2 separate regions of the Mus musculus genome follow, and region 1 is linked to region 2. A link is a contact called in ENCODE POLR2A ChIA-PET data. All regions are on one chromosome and are shown on one strand. The core of a region is the stretch at or near the end of the contact, and the rest is flanking DNA. Distances in the headings are between cores, read along the strand shown. Region 1 holds the start of Gak (cyclin G associated kinase). Region 2 holds the start of Pigg (phosphatidylinositol glycan anchor biosynthesis, class G).

Region 1 (2,700 bases), core at 31-2,530, 320 kb before region 2:
TTTCCTTTTGCTTTCAGATTTATTTTCCTTCTAAATAATGAGATCTGAAGCCACCAAAAAATAAAAAATCCCTTCAACTTCATTCCAGTAATAACATAAAGTTACCTGCAACTGCAAGCCGTAGCTACTTCCTCCTCCCTGCATCTTATAAGTGATTCTCTTATAGAAAGGTGCCATTTCTATACCAACACTACATATCCTCTATCTGGATGTGACTTGACTGTCCTACTATTCTGAGACAGTACTCCTCTCCACTATACTGGAAAGACTTCACTCTTTCCCATTGGCTTTAGGCTGCTCAAGTCTCCCATCTAAGATCATGTTAACACCACACTGCCCTTTCAGCTCCCACACTCTTCTTCACAAATCTCCTCAGTTACCTACAGGTACCATCTCTACTTCATCAGTTCTTTATTCCTCCAGGTGTTATCCAAAGCTTCCACTTCACCATTTCTAGGAAACTACTGTCTCACCTACCACGTACCTCACTGTATACTAATGATAATCTTTCATTTCTTTTCTACTTGACTTTTTAAAGAGCAGGTAGCGCCCCCCCCCCCCCCAAGGCGTATTTAATAGCATACAATCCTGGGACAGTTAAGATGTTGATTTGGGCTTAAGGATCCATTTTTCAGTCCAAAAGCACAAACTCTACCCAAGGCTCTGCAACTTCATATGGCTTCAGAAACCTCGGAGGTACAGAGACGAGTGGGGAATCCCATGACTTTGCCTCACCTGAGATGGACAGCTCTAAGTGTTTGACATCACACGGGATTCTGCGTCCAGTGCTGCCAGGTGACTTTTGTATACACGTTGTGAAGCTTTCTCCCGCCCCCTTTTAAAACTACGTTTTTCGGTCTTAATTCTAGCAACTAGTTCATCCTCCCCCAAACCTGTGTGGACCAAAACATAAGTGTCTGTGGCTCATAGGCTGGCTGCTTGTCTGCAAGATACCCTCCTCTCCTAAACCGGGCATTAGGGACACTTAGGGTGGGCTCCAGGCCTCGCTTTACCTTGAGGCGTCAGGCGCGAGCGGCGGGCTCTGGGGCGGTCCGCAGCGCGCGCCCAACGTCCCGCGACGCTCTAGCCACCTAGGCTGGACCTGGGCCAGCGGAAGCAACCAGATGAGGTTAGGGTCAGATGGCGACAGCCCTACCTCCGTGCCTCCTAGGAGCTTGAGGTCCGTAGGATCGCACCCTCTGCGCCTGCGCCTGCTGCTGCTGCTGGCTCTGCAGAAACACGCGCCCTTCCGCCTGCTGCGTCAGGGCGGGGCCGCAGCGTCGGGACGCAACTCGCTCTCTGATTTACGTCACGGCGCGGGCGGAAGATGGCCGGGTTGTTCGCCCGCAGCTGCTAACCCGGCAGTGCGGAGCTGGAGCCTGGCTCCCGCTGCCGCGGAGCGGCCGACGCCATGTCGCTGCTGCAGTCTGCGCTGGACTTCCTGGCGGGCCCTGGTTCTCTTGGCGGAGCTGCGGGCCGTGATCAGAGTGACTTCGTGGGGCAGACAGTGGAGCTGGGCGAGCTGCGTCTGCGGGTGCGGCGGGTCCTGGCCGAGGGTGAGGCGTAAGGCGTCGCCAGGCCGCGGGAGGCAGGAGCAGCCCAGGAGGGTCGCTGCTGGGGTGTGGTTCGAGTCAGGGCGCGTGACGGTCACCGCTTTAAGCAGGGGCAGCAAGGAGGATCGTGTCCAGGGTGTGAATCAAGTCTGAGACCTAGAGAGTCACGACTGAGGTGTGGGTCAGATCAGGGCCGCAGGGAGTCATCTCTCCGGGCAGGGTCTGCGGGAAAAGACACTGCTGGGATGTAAATCAGGCCATCGCTATGAAGGGCCACTGCTGGGGTGTGAATCAGGTCGGAGAAGGGTCTTGCCAGGAAGAGAGACCACAGGGGCTTGTGGGTTAAGGCCTTTGGTGGTGATTGCAGAGGATAGACTGCTTCGGGTTGCACACTTACTTCCTGGTGGGTAGAGTTAGTAGTACAAGGGTCATGCTAGCAGGTGGTTATCCAGTAAAGGAGGCTTGGGTCTGGAAGGACCACCTCTGCTTAGGGTCAAAGCTGTATCTGGGGCATATACAGAAAGATTCAAAGGTGGAGTCAGGTCAGAAGGTGAGCACAGTCACTCTGGGGTCATAAGCTGTTATTCATTGTATCATATCCAGCGTTGTTGTTGCATCCCGAGGACTGTCTTGAGATGGCAGTGTTTGTGCTGCTGAGTTCTGGGGCCTGTAGAGTCTTCCCTTGCTTGATGAGGTAGAGGATAGACTGGGGCCCTACAGTCTTGTTTTCTTTTATAGCCTAAGTGCCTCACCTATTGAGTTTTTTCTGTAGTGACCTCGTATAAGGTACAGGAAACAGAGCCCGTAGCTGTAACCTTTAAGAACCTTGCTTGAGCCGGGCGTGGTGGCACCCGCCTTTAATCCCAGCACTGGGGAGGCAGAGGCAGGCGGATTTCTGAGTTCAAGTCCAGCCTGGTCTACAGAGAGAGTTCCAGGACAGCCAGGGCAATACAGAGAAACCCTGTCTCGAAAAACAAACAAACAAAAAGAACCTTGTTTGATAGACAGTTCCATAGTTCTGTGTCTTGAGGTCAGTCTGAGTTTGTAGCTTCCTCACACAGGCTCTGTAGTCAGCTTGTGTGATGGAATCGTGTTTTCTCTTTTATGATTTTTTTTTTTTTAAGATTTACTTTTTTAAAAAACTGGT
Region 2 (2,761 bases), core at 171-2,670:
AAATAATCGCTCTAAACCTTCAAAAGAGCCAAGTCATGATTCATAAAATTTAACCAAGTTAAATTTACCTTGATTCGAGGCATAGTAACTGTGGGTGGCTTTGCCTCAGCCACAAAGCTATGAGATGCTCCTTTTTCTACCAGATACGTTGTGTAGGGCATATACTTCACACCTTTCGACCCAAACACAAAATCATCTCTTAATGCATCTATCAACACAATAACCACTTTACTGAAGAGAGGTGGTGGCAGCTTGGTCCAGTTCGAACGGACTCCTAAAAGTATTTAGAAAAGGGGAAATTAAATTTTAAACTCCATTCAGCACTCCATTGCCTTCAATGTCTTTTTCCTTTGTTCTTCTAGCACACATCAAATCTATTTCAACCTGAAAGAAGGCCCATTTTGGGTAGCCAGTGTTGTGTTAATTTTCTAAGAAACCAAACAAGACAACTGTGAAGGTTCCTTCAAGGGTTGTAACCAGCCTGCAGGTGACTACCAAGAAGGGCATCTCCTGGCTAGGCTGGACAGTATGTTAACAATGAGTAGGTATCCCAGGAATGTGTAGTGCACTACTCTTAGCAAGGTGAAGAGTCCAGGACAGGGCCACTTCTACCTAAGAGACATACAGTTGGAAACTGTGCCTCCCTGAGCTTGCCCTAAAGCCTAGTCTTGCAGGCAGTGAACCTATGGGTTTACATGTCCAGTGGCTGTGATTATATGGACCTGTTTCACTGCAGCGGAGTGGGTATCAGGTGTTTATTTCTGTGTTGGTGAGGCTACTAGGGTGCTAATGCAGAGAGGCCCTAAGCACTGAGGGCCGGGAGGTCTTCTGGGGGAGAGTTGTAGAAAACTGGAGGAGATCTGAAGAAACATCACCTGTTATGCCCTATGGGTCCAAAACTGGAAACCTAAATTGGTAGTGATTGAAAGGATTATTAGGAAAAGGGGTACGAATCACTGAACAGCGGCAAACAAGACGCAAAGTCGGAGTTACTCTGGGAATCCTCTGATTATCACATAGGTCGACATGGGGCGGGAGGCTGCGAATGCCTCGAAGGTGTATGATACACAAACAACACTAAAACAATACAAATTGTTTCCGTGGTGGGGCAGAATGAAAGCGGGAACCACCGAGATGGGGGCGGGGGGCTATACCTGCTACGGGTTCGGGCGCTGGGGTCTCTGCATCGTGCTCTGGTCTAGCAGAGGAACGAACAGGAGCTGGGAAGAATCCCCGAATAAATATCGCGACCCCGATCACCTCAATCGCTACGCAGCTGGCAGCGAAGGCCCCGGAGCCCAGCCGCATTCTGCCCTGCCGCTGGGCCGGTCGGCCCGAAACTTAGTGTAACAGCGGGCGTTGCAAACCCGCACCCAGAGCCCACACCCGGACTGTCAAGAGCTCCCTCCCAGCCTGCCTCGCCAGCCCCAGCGCACAGGAAGTACGTCAGAGTGGCGAGTGCCCGCGGTCGCTCCCTGACGACGTTCCCCGCGGACCGGCCCCGGGGTGATTCTCCCGGGAGTCCCTGCCTCCTCCCGAACCCAAAGGTCCACGGAATCCCCGGCTGATCCATTCGGGAGCCTCGCTTCCGGTGCCACCGAGAGTCCCCGCACCTGCCCCGCCATCTCAGGATTCCAAGTTTGTGCGCCTTGAGCCAGGCGCATCTAGCGCTGCCCAGTGTCGGTGCAGTATTTAGCTGCTGGTGTTTCTGGTGTATTATTAGTCCTACTCACTTCCTCCTGGTGTTATGGCCCCAGTTTTCTGACAGGACGACTCTGACAGACTCGGGTCTGGGGCAAGCCTGCAGATTAAGCGATCCTGATGCGATTGGCAATCAGTGAGTGTGCTCCCCTTCTTTGGAAAGCTGTCCTCTGGAAGGAACCTCTAAACCGTAGGGGGCCACGTGTTTGGTAGGCAAGGTCTTTCCGCTCTAGATGCGGGAATTTTCCCGGGCTCATGCAATGAGACAGAAGCCGGTCTTTGAACAGAGTCCACCCCAGCCTTGTCTTCCTTTGTGCACACTCATTCTCCTTGCGGACCTTGCTTCTGTAAGTCAAAAGACCCAAACCCCTTCTCACGAACTCTGTTTTTCTAGGAAGCCAAGAACAAGATAGAGGTTTTGCTGCTGTTAAGTTGTATGAATTCCTTAATATCTTGGATAGCAACCTTTATATTTGATTTGTAAGCTAAATTTTCATCTAGTTCATGTTTTTTTTTTTTCAGTTTACCATAATCACACGTACTTTTTTTTTTTTTTGGTGGTAATTCTCTGTGAATTTGGTGTTATATGTTTAAGGGGGAAAAAAAGCATCAGTTTTGGTGAAGTTTCTTCTCACCTTTTTCTTATAGGAGTTTTATAGCTTCAGATATTAAATTTTAGTGGTTAACCCATTTTTACTTGATATTTCTGTATGTATAAAGGAAGGGTCCAGTTCCATTCTTCTGCATGTTTACCCAACATGAGTGGTGTTAAAAATATTATGTCATGGATCTCTGTGACTTCCAGGCAAGTTCCAGGACAGCAGCTACATAGAGAAACCCTGTCTGGGGGAGGGGGGAAGGGAATAAAAATAAACAAACAAATAAATTGTGTGTGTGTGTGTGTAGCCTTTGAATTTATCAGTGATTAGTTAATGACATAGTTTATTAATTAGGTGTTTTTATGACAATACCACACTGTCTTATTAAATCAAAATATCAGTAAGACAGTACCACAGGAATATACATGCATGTGCACATAAAATATCAGTAAAGTACATGT

What was found. ChIA-PET counts read pairs that join two places held with the same protein, here RNA polymerase II (POLR2A).
Region 1: POLR2A ChIA-PET joins it to region 2 with 15 read pairs in Patski. The contact joins the promoter of Gak here to the promoter of Pigg in region 2. POLR2A ChIA-PET finds 5 or more read pairs at or near these places in 2 of 5 experiments (Patski and embryonic stem cell).

The regions. Positions count from the first base shown.
Region 1 is chr5:108,628,357-108,631,056 of GRCm38, reverse strand. Gak (cyclin G associated kinase) reads left to right here and starts at 1,280. Exons shown (of 28, transcript NM_153569.2): 1 at 1,280-1,556. The coding sequence starts at 1,412. It overlaps Tmem175 (transmembrane protein 175), which reads right to left and starts at 1,247. Exons shown (of 11, transcript NM_001163532.1): 1 at 1,157-1,247.
Region 2 is chr5:108,311,472-108,314,232 of GRCm38, reverse strand. Pigg (phosphatidylinositol glycan anchor biosynthesis, class G) reads right to left here and starts at 1,420. Exons shown (of 13, transcript NM_001310689.2): 1 at 1,155-1,420; 2 at 69-274. The coding sequence starts at 1,308.